Regions from separate parts of the Homo sapiens genome. Here region 2 is linked to region 1. Evidence: chromatin loops called from intact Hi-C (ENCODE). Cell type or tissue: endothelial cell of umbilical vein. All regions are shown on one strand. Links, peaks and the distances in the headings refer to the core of each region. The heading gives the core; the rest is flanking DNA. Region 1 has its middle 120 kb from the start of GUCY1A1. Region 2 has its middle 38 kb from the start of GUCY1A1.

What was found. A loop is a pair of places that touch in the nucleus more often than their neighbours do. Peaks named below come from ENCODE experiments on the same cell type or tissue, not always from the same donor. Only the 100,000 strongest peaks of a DNase experiment are listed, where the experiment ranks them.
Region 2: a loop joins it to region 1, with 2.1 times the contacts of the local background. A loop is called at or near these places in 3 of 110 quality-filtered maps.

The regions. Positions count from the first base shown.
Region 1 is chr4:155,538,533-155,550,575 of GRCh38, forward strand. No RefSeq gene overlaps it. Among named protein-coding and RNA genes, the nearest start is that of GUCY1A1, 120 kb to the right of the region's middle. In endothelial cell of umbilical vein, for the core only: no CTCF peak of the experiment used is centred there; DNase peaks (open chromatin) are centred at 5,059 and 7,089; H3K27ac peaks cover 746 bases.
Region 2 is chr4:155,622,484-155,634,526 of GRCh38, forward strand. No RefSeq gene overlaps it. Among named protein-coding and RNA genes, the nearest start is that of GUCY1A1, 38 kb to the right of the region's middle. In endothelial cell of umbilical vein, for the core only: no CTCF peak of the experiment used is centred there; a DNase peak (open chromatin) is centred at 6,848; H3K27ac peaks cover 1,845 bases.

The DNA.
Region 1 (12,043 bases), core at 3,174-8,173:
ACTATATATAAAATATATATACTATATATACTATATATAAAATATATATACTATATATACTATATATAAAATATATATACTATATATACTATATATAAAATATATATACTATATATACTATATATAAAATATATATACTATATATACTATATATAAAATATATATACTATATATACTATATATAAAATATATATACTATATATACTATATATAAAATATATATACTATATATAATATAGTATATACATTATTATATTATTATTTATTATATTATATATACTCTATAATTATATATACTAAATATATATACTATATATAAAATATATAGTATATATTATAATTATATATAATATATACTATATATAATAGTATATATGATTATATATACTATTACTATATATAATAGTATATATTATATATATACTATATATAATTATGTATAGTATATATATTCTATATATAATTATATATAGAATATATATACTATAATTATATATAGAATATATATACTATATATAATATATATATAATATTTCCTTTATCCAACCATCTGTTGATAAACACTTAGATTGATCTAGGATTCCACAATATTAACGGGAGTTGGAACGTCATTGCCTGCAATTTTAAAATAATAATCTGGCAAGCCGGGTGCAGTGGCTCATGCCTGTAATCCCAGCACTTTGGGAGGCTGAGTCAGGTGGATCACGAGGTCAGGAGTTCGAGACCAGCCTGGCCAACATAGTGAAACCCCATCTGTACTAAAAATGCAAAAAATTAGCCAGGCGTGGTGGCACTCACTTGTAAGCCCAGCTACTTGGGAGGCTGAGGTAGAAGAATGGCTTGAACCTGGGAGGCAGAAGTTGCAGTGAGCTGAGATCGTGCCACTGCACTCCAGCCCAGGTGACAGAGTGAAACTCCATCTCAAAAAATAAATAAATAAATTCATACATAAAAAATAAAATAATAATCTGGCTATTTATGATCCAAACAAGATGGATTTCTAGAGAAGCTAAGGAGGATTAAACTTCAGGGCTCCTTCCTTATCTGGAACCCTCAAGCTGTGTCATTTGTCAGGTGGCCTAGCAGAATTTAGATGAGAAGAGAAGCCAAGCTTCAGTCAGGGATTATGGCTAAGAAGACATTTATGGTAAGTTGACTGAAAATATTCCAAAAAATGAATCTCTAAGACTCTGGAAATTGGTTATGTTTTCTATTGTCATTCTAAACTAACATTTACTTTTGTACCTACTTTTGTATTTGTAATTTTGCGTTCTTTTTAAAAAGAAAACCATCCTTCCAATTGTATTGTGCAGCTTTAGGCCCCAGACAACTTGGATGGGGTTTTGTCAACAAGCTTTTGTAAAATCTTTGGCCCTGGCTTGCTTCTTATGCCTGAGTCATTGATAGATGTTTTTCTTACCTCCTGATCTTGTAAATACTCCCTAAGTTTTTTGCAATATCCACTTCACATTTCACCGAGATCTGGGAATCCAGGGCTGTCCAACTTTCTATTGTAGTGAGTCGTCAGGAGGACTGAAGGCTTTGACTGATATATGCCCATTCCCAAACCCTGTGGAGCCTAGATCCTGTTCTTGGTGCCCCCTTATTTTCTCACACCTGTCCTGACTTACCAGTTTGGGTACATAACTACAAAAAATTCTGACAGGAAATGAATCTCTTGCTCTTCCAACCCCTCTTCCCACATATTTCAGTAACTGAACCATCAATCTTACTTTTCAAAAGTGAGTATGGAACTAAATACGCCCTGTTGACAGTCATTTCAGGAACAAGTTGTATAGAAATTGATTGGAATGCAATGCTCAATGACATTTTTACCTATAAAATACATTTCTCCCACTACCTAAAATCTAAAATTTACAGGATATTCTTTACTTTTCCTCTTTAAGCCTATTTTTGCTATTATAATGTCTGCTTCCAAATCATTTTATTCTTTGCATCATTTTTTAAAAGGATATTTAAACATAAAAGTAAACTTTTCCATTCCATTTTGCCAAATGATTTCTTTTAGCTCAAAGCCTTTCATGGTCAATTTTCAATTTGATTTTCAGATTATAAAAGAACACATATCGGGAGTTATTCATTTTATAGTTCATGTAATATGTTATTGTAGAAATGTATTGTGCATAGAATAATTATTTATGGAAAAGATAAAGTTCATGAAGTCTTGTTAGAGCAATTATGAGAACACTGTGGCTTCCACTTTCAACTTAATACTATTTTCAAGACTTTAATTTATAATAAATTAATACTTCCAACTTAATACTATTTTCAAGATTTTAATTTATAATAAAAATTATAAATTAAAAGCATTATATTCTTTTGGAATTAGGTTAAGATTTTTTATTTTATTTTAATTTTTTTATTATTTTATTATTATTTTTTGAGACGGAGTTTCACTCTTGTTGCCCAGGCTGGAGTGCAATGGCGTGATCTCGACTCACTGTGACGTTCGCCTCCCTGGTTTAAGCCATTCTCCTGCCTCAGCCTCCCGAGTAGCTGGAATTACAGGTGCCCGCCACCACATCCAGCTAACTTTTTGTATTTTTAGTAGAGATAGGGTTTCACTATGTTGGCCAAGCTGGTCTCCAACTCCTAACCTTAGGTGATCCACCCTCCTTAGCCTCCCAAAGTGCTGGGATTACAGGCATGAGCCACTGCGCCTGGCTAGGTTAAGATTTTTGTAATATTCAAGAAAAGAGAGGCCGGGCGCGGTGGCTCACGCCTGTAATCCCAGCACTTTGGGAGGCCGAGGCGGGCGGATCACAAGGTCAGAAGATAGAGACCATCCTGGCTAACACGGTGAAACCCTGTCTCTACTAAAAATACAAAAAATTAGCCAGGTGTGGTGGAGGGCGCCTGTAGTCCCAGCTGCTCAGGAGGCTGAGGCAGGAGAATGGCACGAACCTGGGAGGCGGAACTTGCAGTGAGCTGAGATCACGCCACTGGACTCCAGTCTGGGAAACAGAGCGATACTCCATCTCAAAAAAAAAAAAAAAGAAAAAGAAAAAAAAGAAAAGAGAAACAAAGACTGATGGAACTAGCGTCCTCTGGAATGGCTCAGAAAGAAGAAGCTATTTTTGCTGGACACCCCTACTACCCTGTTAGGTCGGGAGAGGTTTGAGATTCCCCTGGGTTTACAGAATAAAAGACCTCGATGTCCCCTGGGAAATGGCTAAGCTGGATTCCTAAGGGAACTCATGAAAATCTACTAAATGAAATCTGAGACCACTGGCACCACTGTCTAATGATTCATCTCCGAAAAGCAGATAGGTTAAGTAGTTTACTGTTATGCATTAATTTGTCCTCTCCACCACCACCAAATGCATATGTTGAAATCCTAACCTCCAGTACCCAGAATGGGACCTGATTTGGAAATAGGGCTCTTGCAGATGAAATTAGTTATGATGAGATCATACCGGGGTAGGGTGAGCCCCTAATCCAACATGACTGGCGCTCTTTTAAAAAGGGGTGATTGGACATAGACAGCACACAGGGAGAGCTCCATGTGAAGATGAAGGCAGAGATGTGGGTGATGCAACAGAGAAGCCAAAGGATGCCAAAGATCCCCAGCAAAACACCACAAGTTACAGGAGAGACACAGAACTTCACAGGCCTCAGAAGGCACCAACCCCACAGACAACCTGATTCCAGACATCTAGCCTCCAGAACTGTGAGACAGTAATTTCTGTGTTTCAGTCATGGTAGCCTAGCAAACTAATACAAATATGGTCACTGTTCTCAAGAAACGTCTGTCAGGGTTGTTGCAAACCTATCTAAAATATAACTAACTACATACATGCACTCAGGAAAAATGAGTAACATCCAAGGATATTCTGCCCAATGTCCCCTTCTTTTGTTCTTCTTGTTTCTTGCCTTTTTATCTTGGTATCTCCACACTTATGGAAGAAATATATCTGTTTATATCTTAATAAAAAAGATCTTGTAATTGAATTTCACCACAAACCCATAGTAGTTCTGGTGAGCAAAGTAATATTAAGTGGGTGCAAAATTAATTGCGATTTTGCCATAGGAAAAATACCTATGGCAAAAACCGCAATTACTTTTGCACCAACCTAATATAAGCAATCATGACCTCCTTCCCCATCTCTGGGTGTGTCTACAGCAACCACTAAAGGGGCATGGCAGCATCTTGCTAAAAGACCTCTGCTTGTGCGCCTTCCCAAACCCTGAGTGAGCAGTGTTGCTTGCTCTGGGAGCTCATACTATTTCACATATTTAAGCTACCCTCCTTCAGGCAGAGGGTAGAGGAAGTGTAGGTAATATCTAGGTATTTTTTCACATTATTATTATTTTTTGAGTGGCTCACGCCTGTAATCCCAGCACTTTGGGAGGCCAAGGCGGGTGGATCATCTGAGGTCAGGGGGTTAAGACCAGCCTGGCCAACATGGCGAAACCCTGTCTCTATTAAAAATACAAAAAATTAGCCAGGCGTGGTGGTGGACGTCTGTAATCCCAGCTATTTGGGAGGCTGAGGCAGGAGAATTGATTGAACCTGGGAGGAGGAGGTTGCAGTGAGCCGAGATCGTGCCATTTTACTCCAGCCTGGGCGACAGAGCAAGACTCTTTCTCAAAAAAGTAATAATAATATAAATAAAAATAAATAAAAAGAGAGAGTGGCTGGCTATGATGGTGAATTCATAAAGCAAAATACTTTGGCAAAGACTCTTTTACCAGAGATAAATTTCTATCCAGCCCTTGCTGTGGACAGGGCTTTTGCAATCTGTGTCTCCAGGATTGCAAGCCTTTGACTGAATCTCAGCTCCTGCATCTTCCCACTGCTCCCTACAGTTGGCCTTTCCAGAGCTGAATATTCTCAGTATTCACGGGTCAGATGAACTGTCAGGATGTCCTCTTTCCTCTGTCCCCTGAAACTCTGCTCTCAAGTGGTAGATCCAACACTTACAGCTGATCACATGGAAGATTGTAGAATAGATGCACTCAAATAAAGGATCCCACCCAGCTTGGCCTGAACTGAGCTTCTTGGTCTGACTCAGCTGTTGCAGGATGTGACTCTTTGAGAGCCATTAATTTCTAGCCTTCCCCTCACTTCCTGTCTTAGTCCATTCAGGCTGTTATAACAAAATACCTTACACTGGATGCTTTGTAAGCAATAGAAATTTATTGCTCAGGCCGGGTGTGGTGGCTCATGTCTGTAATCCCAGCACTTTGGGTGGCCGAGGCAGGTGGATCATGAGGTCAGGAGTTCCAGACCAGCCTGACCAACATGGTGAAACCCCATCTCTACTAACAATACAAAAATTAGCCAGGTGTGGTGGTTTGTGCCTGTAATCCCAGCTAGTCAGGAGGCTAAGGCAGGAGAATCACTTGAACCTGGGAGGCGGAGGTTGCAGTGAGTCGAGCTCGTGCCACTGCACTGCAGCCTGGGTAACAGAGCAAGACTTTGTCTCAAAAAAAAAAAAAGAAGAAGAAAAGAAAAAGAAAAAACGAATTTATTGCTCAAAATTCTGGAGGCTGGGAAGTATAGGATCTAGGCGCCAGCAGATTTGGTGTCTGGAGAGGGCATGCTCTCTGCTTCAAAGATGGCACTTCTGGCTGGGTCCTCATGTTGTGGATCCAAAGAACAAACATTCCCCTTCAGCCTCTTTTGTAAGGACACCAATCCCATTCACAAAGGTGGAGCCCTCATGACCTAATCACCTCCTAAATGCCCCACTTTTTCATAACAACATATTAAGGCTTAGATTTCAACATATTAATTTTGGAGGAAAACGAATATACAGACTATAGCACTCCCAACCCCAGAGAAACTGTATAAGCTGCATAGGTGGCCTTGATGATAAAGCTAAAGATATAAACCACATAATGGGCTTGAAGTTCTCACTAAAAATGGGATAGTTGATCTCTGCTGAAATTAGCTATCTGGAGAAGTAGATATGATTTGCTCCAAATCACACACTGAATACAGCTGTAGAGAGGGGTGTATCCCTATGAGCCTAGAAATTTTAGCTACAGTTACCCTGAAGGAGAAAGCACAACACAGGAGCCAGCTGACCTCTGAATTTTATTCTGGTCGGTGGTGGAGGAGCAGCTGAGAACAGGGGCAGGATGCTGGGGAACTCAGGATACAGAGCACTCGTCCCCGCTCCATCTGTAGACAAAAAGCTCAGGAACCCAGAGCTAGAGGATACCAGCTGGGGGTGGGGATGGCCTAATTTCCAGCAGCTGCAGTTGAGAAATAACTGTTAGAGTGCACTGCCAAGCTGCAGAGCTGGACATCAATGTCAAGGGCTAGGGCAGGGACAGAAACTTCAGTTTCTGAGACAATCGCACCCCAGGGCCCACTTCACAGGTCCAGCGGACAGAGCTCTAGCTCAAAACCTCACACGCAGAAGCAGGCCCCTTTCTTGAGGTTTAATGCCTTTCTGTCTCATTCTTGAAATTCTTAATAATTTTATCTTTGAATTTGTGTTTTGTAAGTGACAGCTAATGGGACAATCAAGCATTTGCTAGGGGCTTAAAACCTCCGCTCATGCATGTCCCGCCTCCTACTGGCACACTTTCCATTGCTGCCTTTCTGTCTCTCTGTAATGGGCTTTTGGTTACCTGCTCCCCAGCAACCACTGCTGCCCTCTGCCCCCAGTAGGGGCCTGAGCGTGGGAACAGGGAAGGTTAGGGCAGGTGTGCAAGGGCCCCAGGAGTCTGTAGTGATCTGCACTTAACTGCTGAGTATCCCCATGTCCACGGAGCATGACGCTAAATAACAGATAAAAAATACAATAACATATCCAAAGATACTTGTAGAATGCAGAAGGAAGAAAGAGCTTTTTTTTCCCGGTTTTTGAATAAGGGACCACATTTGTATGGGTTTGGTGCAGCTAGAATGTGGATCTCTGCCATGGAAAAGTATCATTTGCAGGCAGTATCATATCATTTTAGTCAAGCATGAATACAGGCCACCAGAGCTGGTATCCCAGACAAGGGGAGTGGCAAGTTTTGTCCTCCACATCTAAAGCGAGTTTTCATTTGTGTGATACTTTGATGGAATTAAGAATATTAACAATTCTTACATAACAACCAACAGTGTTCTACAGAAGATTTATATGACAGGAACGAGAAGCAGCTTCCTTTAATTATATCTAGATCTCAGTTTGGCACACTTCCACATCCTTCCAAAGGCAATTTTAACTAAATAGCACATTGCAGGACTGTGCAAATTATCTTATGAGAATTTATGAGGAATAGACTATGCACAGTAGCTCATTTTCATTATTGATTTCATTTTCTCCATATATTTTCCTTATATGTATTATTTTCTCTTATGTTTATAAAATGATGTGTTTTGTGATATATGTATTCATGTACGCATATTTTATATATGTTACACATTTATTTATATAGACTGGTACATAGCTACACAAGGTTCCAATAAGAACAGCCTCATATGGATGTTTCGTAGGTTTATATCTTCATTCCTCTAATCCAAACTAACATTACTTAAGTCAAAATAATTTTTCAAATTTTCTTAGTAAATTGATTGCCAACCTTTTCAACCATTTTTCCTCTGAGTAGTTCTACTTCTCTAATATTATTTGCATATTTAAATTTCAAAACAATTCTGACAACACTGCGAAAATAAGATTTTTTTTAATGGGCTCTTCTGCTTTTCTTCATGTTGAAAATTATACTTTTCAAAAAACTTTTCTCACACTTCCAGAGAATATGTGTCATGAGGGTAGATATTGTCTCTTTCTTGTTCACTATTTCAGACTTAGTACCTATCATCACAACAGCATAGAGTAAATGCTTAATAAATATTTAATGAAAAAATGAAAACAATATTTTAAGGAAATACTTATACTAATTAGCTATTCCTGTTATCATACTGTATAACAAACCATCCCAACACTGAGTGCTATAAAATGACAAGCATTTATTCTTGGTTGCCTGGTGCAGCTATGTCTTAGGCTGCAGTGGCTGGGATAGCTCTGCTTACCCTGAGGGGCTGTGGTTCTAGACTGCATTGCGTATCTCTCGGCCTTCTACAATCGGAGGGCAACTGGGGCAAGTTCTGTGATGATGACAGAGGCCCACATCATCAAGCCCATCATAAAAACACTGTGCAACATTTTGGTTATGTCATGTTAAATGAGTCACACAGTCCAGGCCCACAGTCAAGGGGTAAAGAATTACACATCACCTACTTTCCAACATACTATCAAAATTAGATTAAAACCATGTGACTCTCATTTTGGAACCTTATTCTTTTTATTATGTCTTGTTTTGGTTGGAATAATGTTGTGAGGTAACATTACCTCTACCATAATGATAACCATTATTATTATAATTGTTATTATCACTATCGACATACTCATTAAAGTCAAGAAGATACTCATAATGCCTTCTACCAAAACTATACATTAATTTTGATATGGAATTTCCAGTTGATCTAATAAAATAAGAAAAATATAACAGAATTTTAGTGTTAAAAAAAGAGATAAGCCGGGCACGGTGGCTCACACCTGTAATTCCAGCACTTTGGGAGGCCAAGGTGGGCAGATCACAAGGTCAGGAGATCGAAACCATCCTGGCTAACACAGTGAAACCCCGTCTCTACTAAAAATACAAAAAATTATCCAGGCATGGTGGCGGGCGCCTGTAGTCCCAGCTACTTGGGAGGCTGAGGCAGGAGAATGGCATGAACCTGGGAGGTGGAGTTTGCAGTGAGCCAAGATCGCGCCACTGCAATCCAGCCTGGGTGACAGAGTGAGATTCCGTCTCAAAAAAAAAGATAAAGTTATAATTTTTTTAAATTATAAGCATTTTTAAAACACAATAGTACACTATTTCAATCCAGCAAGTTAGGTAAATTATTGTCTCTATCCCTTATTAGTTGTCTATATTTTGGCAATTAATAACTCTCTGAGCCTTAGTTAACTTTCAGTGAGGAGCATAGTAACTACCTCGTAAGGTTTTGATAAGAATAAATTAGGCAGTTTTTGAGCATACCTCAGTAACTGGCACATAACAAACACTCAATGAGCAGCAAGAGAGATAGTCATACTACAGACAGAAGCATAAACGGTAGAATTTGTTTTATTTTCAAAATCTAAATGATAATTATAAAACTACTAAAAATGAAAATGCATGGTGAAGGAACTTGTCCAGTAACAAAATATGTACATCAGTCGTTTTCTAATATGATGACAAAAATTTATTAGAAATATAAATGCAAAATACCTCATTAACTATTATATAACAATAAAAAAGCATTTAATACATTTGAATAATTTTAGTTGGAGATATGCAGAACCCATATGAAGTTCAGCTTACCTGCAAGATACTAAAAGGCTTGAATAAATTAAACTTTTTAACATATTACTAAATGGGAAGTCTTAATATTATAATGATAATCAATGTTCCTAAATTATTATAAAAATATAATGTTTCTGATTAAAATTCAAAAAACTTTTGATTCTCACCATGTTAAAATAACAGTTACTAAGTTTACATTCTTGGCTTAAACAAATAAGAAAAAAATAAAATATATGAAATAACAATTTTAGATCACTGGATGACAGGTAGTACAGGCCAGGAAAACAAAGCAAGTGAACCCAACAAGTGTCCCAACTCACTGCCTGGAGAGAGTTCCCAGTTTGCAGCCCAACACATGTTCCAACTTACTGCCTGGAATTTTCAAATTCCAGCACAAGAATCAGGACTTCCAAACAAAGCCAAAAGCTTCAATAAGTAAAGAGACTGAGCTCTGAGTTCATGGAGGTCAAGGCAGCTCGAATTTATGCGGTGGAGCTCTGGAGAAAAGGTGTCACACAGATGGTAAGTTCCAGAATTCCACAGAGACACCCCTTGTGTCTTTGAGTACTGATCACTTCCTGTATATGAGGAAACTACTAAACCCAGGGGTGGGTTGGAGGGAGTGACCACTGGAAAGGAGTCAGTAGAATAATCATGATGAAGGATTGGGGAAAGTTTTGGTTCTCATTAGCCAGAATGGAAAGATTTCTTAACACACAGGGCATTGAGTAGAAACCTTAGAAGGATGTTTTTTTTCAGAAGGGGAACCGAATTAGCCTTAGATTAGTAGCTGTGTCTGATCCACCTTGACAACACCTGAAAGCAAACCCCAAAAGTCTCAAACTGGTTCCGAGTAATTTAACTAAATCTCAGAAAACAGTTTTATATATATATATATATATATTTTTTTTTTTTTTTTACTTTTTTATTTTTGGAGCGGGGGACGGAGTCTCACTCTGTGGCGCAGGCTGGAGTGCAGTGGTGCAGTGGTGCAATCTCAGCTCACTGCAACCTCCGCCTTCTGAGTTCAAGCGATTCTCCTGCCTCAGCCTCCCAAGTAGCTGGGATTACAGGCACGTGCCACTGCACCTGGCTAATTTTTTTGTATTTTTAGTAGAGACGGGGTTTCACCATCTTGGACAGGCTGGTCTTGAACTCCTGACTTCGTGGTCCACCCGCCTCGGCCTCCCAAAGTGCTGGGATTACAGGCGTAAGCCACTATACCTGGCCCAAAATATTTTTAAAAATATAAATAGTACAGCACACAACAATGTCAATTTTACATCTGGCAAAAAAAAAAAAAAAAAAAAAAAAAAATTACCAGAATGATGACTGCCAAATAAAACACAGAAAATCTAGTTAAATTTCAATTTCTTAAAAACAATATATATCTTTCTAGTATAAGCATGTCTCAAATATTTCATGGAACATGTTCATACTAAAACATTGTGTTTCTGTCTCAGTCTGTTCAGACTAATATAACAAAGTGTCATAGACTAAAACAATGGCAATATATATTTCACAGTTCTGAAGGCTGGAAGTCTGAGATCAAAGTGCCAGAATATCAGGTTCTGGTCAGGGCCCTGTTCTAGACTGAAAAACTACCAATTTCTCTTTGTATCCTCACATTGCAGAAAGACGGCTAGAGTGCTATCTGGAATTTCTTTTATAAGGTCACTAATCCCATTCATAAGACTCCATCCTCATGACCTACCTAATCACTTCCCAAAGTCCTCACCTCCTAATACCATCATATTGAAGGTTAATATTTCAACATATAAATTGGAGGTGGAGGGGAATAAACTTTCAGTACTTAACAGTTACTTATCTGAAACTCAAATTTAACTGTATTTTTATTTGCAAAATCTGAAACCATAATTAGCAGACATGCCCTCCAAAAGCAGGAAAATATGCATAATCTGGAGAAATATCAATCAGTAAAACAGAACCAGGATAAAATTAGTAGATGTTATAATGCCTATTAAGAACATACTGCATATGATCAAGGCAGTATAAAAAAACATTAACATAATGAGATAAATGGATATAAAAAATCAAAATCCAATTTCTAGAGATGAAAAATACATCTGAAATAAAAAATACAGTGGAGAAGATTACCAGCAGATTAGACACTACAGAAGGAAAGATCAGTAAATTTGAAGAAGTAGGCAGTATTTAGTAAAATGCGAAAAGAAATTAAAAAAAAAAAACAGTGTGTCAGTGAGCTGTGCGACAATTTAAATCAGTCTAATATATATGTAATTGAACTCTCCAAAAAAGGTGGGGAGGTGAGAAAACAGTATGGGTGCAGTGGCTCATGCCTGTAATCCCAGTGCTTTGGGAGGCCGAGGCGGGCGAATCACCTGAGGTCAGGAGTTTGAGAATAGCCTGCCCAACATGACAAAACCCTGTCTCTACTAAAAATACACAAAATTAGCTGGGCGTGGTGGTGGGCACCTGTAATCCCAGCTACTCAGGAGCTTGAGGCAGGAGAATCGCTTGAACACGGGAGGCGGAGGTTGCAGCGAGCCGAGATCGCGCCACTGCACTCCAGCGTGGGTGACAAGAGCGAAACTCTGTCTCAAAAAATAAAATAAAAAAAATAAAAAGAAAGGTGGGGAGGTGAGAAAACATATTTAAAGAAATAGTAGCTGGAAATTTTTACAATTTGATGAAAACTATAAGGATTCTTGTCTGAGAAGTTCAAAGAAACCCCTAGTACCTAATT
Region 2 (12,043 bases), core at 4,137-9,136, 85 kb after region 1:
GGGGGGGAATGTTCTCTCAATCATGGGCCTACTTTCATTGATTTTTCTTTTTAATATCAACAATACTGATGATAAGGCTGGGTAGTGGTACGCACCAGTATTCCCAGCTACTTGGGAGGGTGAGGCAGAAGGACTGCATGAGTCCAGGAGTTCGAGACCAGCCTGGGTGACAAAGTGAGACCCCCTCTTCTCAATTTTTAAAAACTGATTATTAACATAATCCCTTCAAATTTGTTAATGGTAGCAATTTCTTTATTTTTTTCCTGCTGTAATATAACTTATTTCAATTGTAATAGTGGTACAAATTAGGAAGATCATAGTAAAAACCCAGCACATTGTCGTATGTGATGTGTCGGAAGCAATTCTGTTCATTCAGTGGCTATAACAGGTTCCTTCTCCACTAGGCCACCCCATCCCCACCAACACATTTTGTTACGTGTTTGCTTGATTTGCTCTAAGTGCCATGTTTGATTTTCTCACATTTCTCCCTATGACATTTGTACCCTACCTCTCATACATGTACATCCTGTCCCCGTAACCAAATATGAAGATCTTTAGTATTTTAGAATTGCTTAAATTTGCCTGTATTTATAGCCTCCTTCAATTCACCAGTTACTCATTTACTGATCTGCTACAATGGAACATCTTACCATCCTCAAGCTATTGAACTTGACCCCTTTAAGATGACTGAAGACATTTTTATCTTGAAGTACAGTTCCTTTTCCATCTCTGCCATCCCCAGTATGGAGTCTACTTACAGAAATCAATATCTCTCTAGGCTTTCATAAATAAGATGAAGTTATCCTGTGTGTCATATAAAGTGCTTGGAGGCAAGCAACAGAAACTGATGCTGGCCATCTTAAATATGAAAGACAATTTTTAGCAGAATGGAAGAACTCATAGTTAATGGGAAGCTGAAGACTGGCCAGGAAAACTGGCAGGAATGAAGGGATCTTGGCAGCAGGATCCACAGGCAGCCAAGTGCTTGTGGCTGAAGCAGGTTGATGTTCTCACACCCTAGACACTACACTCATTTCAACCTCTAGATTTCTTTATGCAGGAGTCAAATCTTACTTCTTCAACTAAGAATCAAAGTCCTAGAGAGAACATCTGGTTGGATAAGCCATATAACATTTCCACACTTCCTGCTACTCCCAATCCTGGCTGTTCCTGCAGAATCTCTCTACTTTGGGATTCCAGGAAACTATATCACTGTTATTCAGAGAAGAACACGTCTGGCTGTTCCTTCTCTGCTTCCTTTGCTAGAAGTGCTAATTTTGACCACAGGCTCATCTCTCTTGCCTATCTCTGTATTTTCTCTTCACAGTCACACTCACTGCTTAAAGAGCCTCTTCCTATCTACATCTTTCATCAGTCCTGATTTTTCTTCTTTTCTTGTATCATCATCACTGTCTATTAGATATTTCCATTTGGATACATTACTATCATCTTAAACTCTGTTTATTTAAACCTAAGTTTATCATCTTTCCTCTCGCCTCTCCCAAAAAAGCCTTAGCACTGTGTTACCTCAAGCGCAAGCACGTACATACTATCTGCCTGCCTTCCACCAGGCTGAAAGCCTTGAGCCATTTTTAATCCCCAGTTAACCACTGCTCTAGTTCCTATGTTCTCTTCCAATCCATTCATCTAGGAAATCAGTTTATGAAATTTACTATTCATTAGTGACCTCACGTGCAACATGCCTGGTACTGTACAACAGATCCACTGATGGGCTTCATTTAAAATGTGAACTGCAGTAAGACCAATGAAGTTCAGAAACTATATGAGAAATAGGTACTGTGATAATGGAAAGGAAAGGAAAAGAAGAAAGAAAAAGAAAGAGAAAGAAGAGAGAAAAAGAAAGAAAGAAGAGAGAAAAAGAAAAGAAAGAAAGAGAAAGAAAGAAAGAAAGAAAGGAGAAAAGAAGATAAAGAAAAATAAAACTACCATTTGGGTACTATCACCACTACCTGGGTGCAATGTATCCATGTAACAAACATTCACATGTAACCCCCTGTATCTAAAGTAAAAGTTGATTAAAAAAAAAAAAGAGACAGAAAGCAAAAGATAGAAAAGTCTAAACAAAAGAGTACTCAAAAGTTTAGAAGATTTAGTTTCTACTTCCTCACTTTCTACTTATTAGCTCTAATAATAAGTAAACCATTAAAGTCTGTGGCTTTAAATGTCTTCATCTAAGAGATGAGACATTAGTCTATGTGTCATAAGAGGTTTTCAGGCCTAACACTTTATGACTTTGGTTTAGAAGCCTCTGTTTTCCAGGTTGTGACATTAAAACTAAATGTTCAGAGTCCCTCAGATCAAGCAGAATTCTCAACAAGGCCCAAGTGGTGCTCCAGGGTGCTGGAGGGGAACAAAAGAACATATAATCCTCAATTTTTTCCTTCCCAAGTAATCAGGAATAAAAATACTGAGCCAGAGTTGGGGGTGCAGTATCTGGGAGCCTGGGTCAATTATAATTTAAGGCATCTCTTGCCCATGGACTAAAATGTGTGGCACAGAGGGGTAGTCCAAGATGTCATTTTAGAAAGAATCTGAGTCAAAAGCCTAGATGACCACCCAAACAAACAATCTAAAAGGGTATGGCAAAAAGAAGGAAAATACATGAGGCTGCTCTGAGCTCTTTTTTTGTGACGTTCAATAAAGTGCAGCCATGAGACAAGACCCAGGAGAGGTACAAGAAATTAACGTTTGGCTGGGCCGTGCACGGTGGCTCAAGCCTATAATCCCAGCACTTTGGGAGGCTGAGGCAGGTGGGTCACTTGAGTCCAGGAGTTTGAGACCACCCTGAGCAACATGGCGAAACCCTGTCCTTACAAAAAGCACAAAAAATAGCCAGCTGTGGTGGTACCTGCTTGTAGTCCCAGCTACTGAGGAGGCTGAGACAGGAGGATTGCTTGATCAGGAGATTAAGGCTGCAGTGAGCTTTTATCACACCACTGCACTCCAGCCTGGGCAAGAAAGTGAGACTTTGTCTCAAAAAAAAAAAAAAAAAAGGAGGAAAAGAAAAGAAAGTTTATTTTACTCGCATATTCTTGAGAGGGGGTCATTGTATACCATACAGGATCACTGGGGAAGCACCAGATTTAAGTCAGATGGCAGAGGGCAGGAGTCAGGGGGAAAGCATAAGCATTAGTCCAGAGCCTTTACTGGAGTTTCCATAGGGGGTTAAAAAAAAAGGGAAGGAAGAGAAAACAGTTTAGGCCTGGGTAATAATAATGTCAGTGGGCTCTGAACTATAGGGGTAGTCCCTAGTTGCCTGGTACCTGGCCCTGGGATGATTAAGGCAGAGAAATATTGCCCCCTGGGATGCACAGGCCAGATAGAGGATGCATATCTCTGGATTGCTGAGTTTGGATGTGAAAGGCACACTCCTGCTTTAGATCTCTGAGAATTGACTAGCTCCAGTAGGGACAGTCTTTTCCCCATCAGAAAGGTTTTTAAGATTTTCTGTGTATCATAATATACAGAAAATTAAAAATATATGCAATATAGAAACAAATTTTAGAAAGTTTAGTAGACCTTTGTCACTGGATTTCATGGCCTCAAGTCAAAATATTTGACCTGGCCTCTGTGTGTGTGTGTGTGTGTGTGGATGTGTGTGTTTGTGAGTTTGGGTAGAGCATTAAAAGTAAAAAGTAAGAGATGTTAGAAAATGTAGGTGAAAATATATAAAATATTATTTTAATGTTTCAAAGAGACTTGATAGTGAAGGAAAAAATATAAGCAGTAGTAAGAGGAAGGTGTAGATTGGAAATAAAAATTTATTGCAAACCTATTGCATAGATGACACTTATTCTAGGAAGTCAGTAACATATAACACAACAAACTAAAACTGTCCTGTGATTTCATGTAAAACGAAAATTGCCACAATTCTAGATTAAAATCACACTGCCTGACGTCTTTGATAAAAACACACATAATAAAGAAGAGAGAATATAAATAATCCAGATTAAGGAAGATTTTTACCCACAAAGCTTCCTTGAGAAAAAAAATTCTATAGGTTTTGCCTGAAATTGAATAGCCCCATTACTGTCTCACATTTGTGATCTTGAGATAAATTGTCCTTTATCGCTAGTGGAGCTGTTACGGGACATGACTACCACAATGAAATTGAACACTTTCAAGGGACTCATAGAACAAAAATGTAATCTAGACTACAATTTATAATTAAAACTTTTCACAGAGCTCTGTAGTTTGTAAATGTGTGATAACAGAAAGTGGCACTGGTATGTGTTAAATGTCAATGATAAGTTTTCCTTTCAGTGTTCCATCTGTTACCACAGTAAAGAAAATTTCCAATTATGGCTCTTGCTTATGCAGTTTTGAAGTTGAAAATCTTTCACAGTATTTGGGGATGTGAGAATTGATTTACTTTTGACTACTTTTCCCACATTTATTTATTTATCATTCTTTCATACAACATAGTTATTGCATAACATTCGTTTACTAGGTACTAAGAGATAGGACTAAAATGATAAACAAGGAAGAAATGAACCATGCCCTTGCAGAGTTGGCCATCTAGTAGGGACACAAACAATAACCAAGAAATTACAGTGCGGTGTAATCAACAATATTAGGAGAAGTACAGAGTGACACAGAAACACAAGAGTGCCATTCAGCCAAGGAATTAGAGATGGATTACTAAGAGAATGAAATCTCAGCTGAGACAATGGATGGGAGTTAGCTGGTCAAAGAGGGGGAAGAAGACTTTCCAAGGCAGAAGTAACAGTAAAAGCAGGCTAAGCCATGCTGAGAAAACAAAAAAGACATCCAAGTCTCAGTAGTTTAGAATTAGAAAGGTTTATTATGTATTCATTCTATGTCCGTAAGATCTAATGTAAAACTAAAATTTTCACAATTCTAGAATTACATTGCTCAACATCTTTGATGAAAACACACAAAATAAAGAAGAGATCATGCAAATAAGCCAGATTAAGGAAGATTGTTATTCCTCAAACCTCCTTGTAAAAACTTCTGTAGGTCTGCCTGACATTGGATGACCCTTACAATCTCACATTTGTAGCCATCATGTGCTGACCACATCTCTGCTCCATGTCTTCTTTCCAGGACATAGGCTGATGAATTATCCTCCATGTGGGACATTGCCTGTCTTGTGGCAGACTGAAGAAAGATCACACTGAATGGCTCTTAAAGCCATTATCCTTAACATGGCTTTTAAAGGTATCCTCCAAAAATGATAGATGTCACTTTTGTTTACATTTCCCTAGGCTAAACAAATCACCTGGCTATGTCTGCAGGACAAAGAGGTATAATATTCCAATGGGCAGAAAGGGACACCACACTGTGAAAAACTGGACATTATGGCAGACTAGTGTTACCATTTATGAATGGCATAAATAAAGGAAGAGTCCCAACGTGAAACTCAGTATAGCTTAAGACTTGATTTTTATATAGCTTGAGCTTAGACAGTGAGGCAGAAAGAGATATAGCATGAAGCTGGGTCAATAACCATGAGCCAGATGGGGCAAGCTCTACAGGCCACTTTATTTATTTATTTATTTATTTACTTACTTACTTACTTACTTAAGACAGGGTCTTGCTCTGTGACCCAGGCTGGAGGGCAGGGGCACAGTCATGGTTCACCACAGCCTCTATCTCCTGGGACCGAGCACTCCTCCTGCCTCAGCCTCTCACATAGCTGAGACTATAGGCCACATTAAAGAGTTAAAACATGATCCTAAATCCTTTGGGTAGCCATTGATGGCTGACTGTAATGTGGAAACTGAGTGAGAAACAGGACAGATTGCAAGAAGAGGGGCCAGTCAGAAAGTGTAGGCCTAAATCTAGGGGAAAAATCATGGAGGCCTGACCTAGATAAATGCAGTAAGAATGGCAAAGGCCCACAGGATTTAAGAAGTGTTAGAAAAACTGAATCATCAGCAGCTGGAGAGTGCGTGGCTATGAGGGATCACAGGGAGGAAGAAATGATACAGTTCAAGTTTTCGTTTGTTTAGTAAAGGATGACATGAATCCCCATACAGAAAACACAGAGGGGAAGCAGGTGAAGAGGGAAGACAGTAAATTCCTTTTGGAACAGTTTGACTCTGGCTCCTCTGGAAGGCATTCAAGTAGAGGTATCCAGTAGGTGGATACACATTTAGGTTGGAGGCTACAGAAGAAGGGAAATCTGAGCTGCAGATACAATGATGGGAGTCATCAAAGTACAGATGATGAGCAAAGCTGTGGAGGGACTGAAGTCATTCAGGGAGATGGCATGAAAGGAGAAAAGGAGAAATAATAAAAAGATTATGCAGCACAACACTAAAACTTTTTCTGCAGAGAGATTTTCTGGGGCCTTTATTAAAAGCTTGTATTCCAGCCAGGTGCGGTGGCTCACGCCTATAATCCCAGCACTTTGGGAGGCCGAGGAAAGCGAATCATGAGGTCAAGAGACCAAGACCATCCTGGCCAACATGGTGAAACCATGTCTCTACTAAAAATACAAAAACAAACAAACAAAAAATAGCCGGGCATGGTGGCGTGTGCCCGTAATCCCAGCTACTACAGAGGCTGACACAGGAGAATTGCTTGAACCCAGGAGGTGGAGGTTGCAGTGAGCTGAGATCTCACCACTGCACTCCAGCCTGGCAACAGAGTGAAAGTCCGTCTCAAAACAAAACAAAACAAAACAAAACAAAACGGCATGTATTCCTATACCTTTATTATTCTGTCGGTAGAGGAAGGGCATTTGTTCTTAAAGAAGAGTCAGAAGTCATACTCCTCAAGACCTCCCATAGCATTCCACATAAAGTGGTCTGGAAAACAATTCATCAGTGAGTCAGACAGTTTGGGTTTTAGCTCCCTACTTTGCCTCATAGCAACCATGTGTCCTTGGAAAACCCCTTAATCAGCCATGTCTTAATGCTGTCATTTGTACAACAAGGATGCTGGCACCTCCGCTCCATATTGAATCAGGTTGACAGGATTAACAAAGCTACATAATATAGGTGAAAAGCCCTTTGGAAGCTGAAAGTTCTTTTAAAATAATTATAGTTAATATCACAATGTTCACTCTAGAGCGGGAGTGGGTGGGGGGGAATTCCTAAATCTATTTTGAGATCTCATAAAATATGGAGAAAATAGAAAGTCCTTTGCCAAACCTCATAAAAGCAAAATTGACAACATTTCTGACATGACTCATTCTTCCTTTGAAAACTAACTATCAAATCAGATAAGGGTCAACTCATTTTAAATAGAAGCTTAAGGAACATAAAACTTTTTTTAAAGTATTTTCAAAATGAGACTGCTATTCTTTTTCACATTGTTCATTTGGGAGGTGTCTATTAGTTATACATAAGTTATCCTATACATAAAGCTCTAATCTCACCCTAGTCCTAATGTTTAAATTTTCCCTTCAGGCAGATACATTTGTATGGTGGCAAAAGTAGTCAAATTTTCCAATTATGTTTCTCAAACCTTCAGTGATCTTTCTTGTGGTGCTCTCAGTATTAACCAAAAGCTTTGAAAATCCTTACATTTATTTTTTAAATTCCAGAAGATTTATCTAGAGATGAGAGGCATTTGGAGTTAGAATGTTTATACTGTCAATGACTCAAGGAATGTATTTTCTATAACTTACATTTTCAAGCTGTAATTATAATTTTTTTCAACCATTTTTAGCTATTTGGATTACAGCCAGTCTTCACTGTCACTGTTTATGTGTTTGAGTTCTTGTAAACTCTGATTTAGAAACACTCTAGAATTCACTATCCAAGCAGTTTATAAGAAATTTGACTCTTGGTTCGTATGTATGTTAAGTGGTTTTTTATAAACTCTGCCAAGAGTAGGACTTATGCTTTCTGCTATCATCTCTCCACTTTATTTTTCTAACCGAAAAGTGTCCCAAACATGAAAACATTATGCAAGGCTCCATGTACCACAGAAAGTATTACCTATGTTTTTTTTTCTTGAGACAGGATTTTGCTGTCTTGCAATCATAGCTCACTGCAGCTTCGACTTCCTGGGTTCAAGAGATCCTCCCTGCTTTAGCCTCCTGAGTAGCTGGTACTACAAGTGTGTGCCATCACATCCAGCTAATTTTTGTAATTTTTGTGGAAACAGGGTCTCACTATGTTGCCCAGGCTGGGCTTGAACTCCTGGTCTCAAGTGATCTTCCCACCTGGGCCTCCCAAAGTGCTGGGATTACAGATATGAGCCACTGGGCCTGGTCATTAGCTATGATTTAAAGGGAGAAAAATAAAACCTTCACTGAACATTTAATTAAATTTCTTTTGGTTTTGTGTGATAGAATGTTAAATATATATATTCAGGGATATATAAATAATATAATTTGTTTTGACTTTTCAGTTAATTTCTAAGCTGTATTAGTCCTAAGGATAGTAAATATTAGGTACTTAGATGGGCCATCACTCACCACCCACATCCCAAACATCAGAAACCCATCATTACACATTTTCTCAATGAGGACTCAGAATCTTTCTGAACACAGCAGCCCAGGCAGCATCTTTTTTTTTTTTTTCCCCCCCTCAGACAGTGTCTCGCTGTCGCCCAGGTTGGAGTGCAGTGGCGCGATCTCGGTCCACTGCAAGCTTCGCCTCCCGGGTTCACGCCATTCTCCTGCCTCAGCCTCCCGAGTAGCTGGGACTGCAGGCGCCTGCCACCACGCCCGGCTTTTTTTTGTATTTTTAGTAGAGACGAGGTTTCACCATGTTAGCCAGGATGGTCTCGATCTCCTGAGCTCGTGATCCACCCGCCTCGGCCTCCCAGAGTGCTGGAATTACAGGCATGAGTCACCGTGCCCAGCCGGCAGCACTTTTTGATCAACTAGAATTTTCACATAAGTTGACACCTATTTGCCACCCTGCGGCCAACAGTCACGATAAGTAATGAATACCAATAATCATATATATATTTCATCCTACTAATCTACAGCAGACATATCTTATATGGAAATTTTATCTTTGCATATTAAAAAATCTTACTTGTGACTTAATTTATGCTACAAGTACTTAGACAACTATCTATTTTTCTATAGGTATTAACACTATGTATAGCATAATAAATTATTACCATTATACCAGTACTCTCTCTATAATCCTTCATTATCATCAAAAAACAGTGGAGTGTCTTCTTTTGAAAGATGTTCACGTATACTATTTGAGGGATGGTTACACTAAAAGCCCAGACTTCATCACTACGTAATAGATCCATGTAACAAAACTGCACTCGTACCCCCTAAATCTATAAAAATTTTACAAAGACAATCAAGTGTTGGGTTTTTTTTTTTTTTTTTTTTTGAGACAGAGTCTGGCTCTGTGGGCCAGGCTGGAGTGCAGTGGCACCATCTCGGCGCACTGCAACCTCCATCTCCCGGGCTCAAGCAATTCTCCTGCCTCAGCCTCCCAAGTAGCTGGGATTACAGGTGTGTGCCATCACACCCAGCTAATTTTTAGTAGAGACGGGGTTTCACCACGTTGGCCAGGCTGGTCTCAAACTCCTGGTCTCAGGTACTCTGCCTGCCTTGGCCTCCCAAAGTGCTGGGATTACAAGCATGAGCCACCATGCCCAGCCCTGAAGTGTCTTTTTAAAATTGCTAAATGAATTGCTAAAATAAAATGAATTTAAATACTTGTAGAGCAATTATCACTATACTTATTTCAAATAAACTGGTAATTTAGCAAGGTAAGAGTATGTTGATTTTAAGTCTCATGTGAACTTTGTTTTATCACTTCCGTGAGTACAGTCTATTTTTTCATATTTCTGCTAATCTTTTCATTTCTATTTGTAAAGCAATAACAAAATGGACAGTTATTATGCACTGATGTAAAAAGTTATCATTATTCTTCTAGAACACATCCATTTGCCTCTTATTGAAGGCATTTTCTTATTTTTTAAATATTCTTTTGGACCTCTCCAAATGAAATGCTACTAATTGCATTGTTAAGTCACATGATGTAGCCTTTGAGATTATGCAGATGTGTGTTGACAAAATAACTATTTCAAACATTGTACATGGCCTAGAAAAAAGTGTTTTAATGACTAGGAAAAAAGATTCGCTACGGGAAGCAAGTTGATGGTAAGCAGCTGTTTCTTTTTTAAACATTCCTTCTGTTGGACTACATTTTATATCTGTCCTCCTTTTCAAGTCCGAACTTCAACTGGTTCATCTTAGTCATTATTCATTTAATAGTAAATGTCTGGTAGGATCCAGTTTCGATATGCTTCATCATCTGGTTGGTAGGTAATGTATGTGGTATAGTACTCCTGGCTGGGAGCCTTGGACAGCTTTCTTGGAATACACAGTTCTTAGTTGACAGCATGAAATTGAGTTTCAGCCACCATGGACAAATGTGATATCTCATTATCTACAGAACTATAATGTGAGATCTTAGAAATTCAGTTCTTGGAAACACACTCATAAAAATAGTAGCACTAGAGGTGTGTTTTGTACCAGCAAATAATATGTCTCTCTGTAGAGACTACATTTGAAACTTACCTTGAATTAACTTAGGCCTTGTTATAAAAATCTGGAGCTCTTATGTAAATAATAGTTATAATAGTCAGCTTATTAAAAATTTACTTTTAACAGGATTCATTCATTTTTTAATTCTTTCTGTTGATAAAATTAATGGAACAAATAAGCTTATCATAGAGAAATTGAGTAGAGAGAATCTTATAGATTCTACTATAGAAAATATGCTGCCACACCAGAAAGGTTCACAGTTCCTGGGCTGGATCCTAGCGCTTTTAATCTCTCTTGAATTGCCACATATCTCATTTGGGAAATAAAATGACCTATACTATAATTATACAGTATTGATGAACACTAGAGAGTTTAAGAGGTCTAATTCCCATCATTCAAGCATATTGGTTGGGGAAAATGTATGTTTCCTTCTCAGAGCAGAAATCAATGACTCTATAATTTCAAGATGAATTATATGACATGTAATCAGGATTTTATAATAATAAAACTGGTGAAATGTCAGCACATAGCAATCATTTAAACCAAGAACAAATTAAGTGAAAAGTTTTAATATGTTCACTGATATAACAGAACCACAGTCAATAATTTGATTTCTTAAGTAATAGTCTCATCAATAAAACACAGAAATCTAATATAATGAATAAACTCAAAGCTGTCTGGTGTCTGATATTGGTAAATCAATGATCAATAACTTGATATTGATGTATCACAAAATACCTCAGGAAGGTCTTCAGAGCATAAAACTGTAAGGTTAAACTGCACAACAAGTAAACAGCACATGTAGTTGACTAATACTCCTGGAGTTGCATAGTTTGCAACCTTCACAACACTTGGCTGCTCTGAGAGCCCATAAATAGCATCATATTAATGTTTTAATCAACAGTTTTGATGATAGAAATGAAATAGTCTGACCATGATATGATTCTCACTTTTATGTCAAGATTAGCTCTAAAACAATGGTTTTTTGTTTATTTTTTTTTTTGAGATGGAGTTTCACTCTTGTTGCCCAGGCTGGAGTGCAATGGCATGAGCTCGACTCACCACAACCTCTGCCTCCTGGGTTCAAGCAATTCTCCTGCCTCAACCTCCCGAGCAGCTGGGATTACAGGTACCCACCACCACACCCAGCTAATTTTTGTATTTTTTTTTTTTTTTTTTTTTTTTTTAGTAGCAATGGGGTTTCGCTGTGTTGGCCGGCTCCTGACCTCAGGTGATCCGCCCACCTCGGCCTCCCAAAGTGCTGGGATTACAGGCATGAGCCACCACACCCAGCCAAAACAATGTCTTTAACAGTTTGGTAAGAGAAGATTTACTCAGCCCATGTCTTCCCTATTCAAAGTGACTATATTAAATGAGATAGAAATTAAACATTTTAGTTTGTCAAGATCATTTGTGAGTTGTGTTCAAAAGGTTACTAATTTTAGTAAAACACTCTAATGTGTGTGAGATTTGCTTGAAAAATAAATCAGAGTGGATTCAAGGTCATCCCTGCAACAGCGTCACTCTCGTGCATTTCAAAGTGTTTGCTTCAGTGGAAGCTGAAGAATGACATCATAG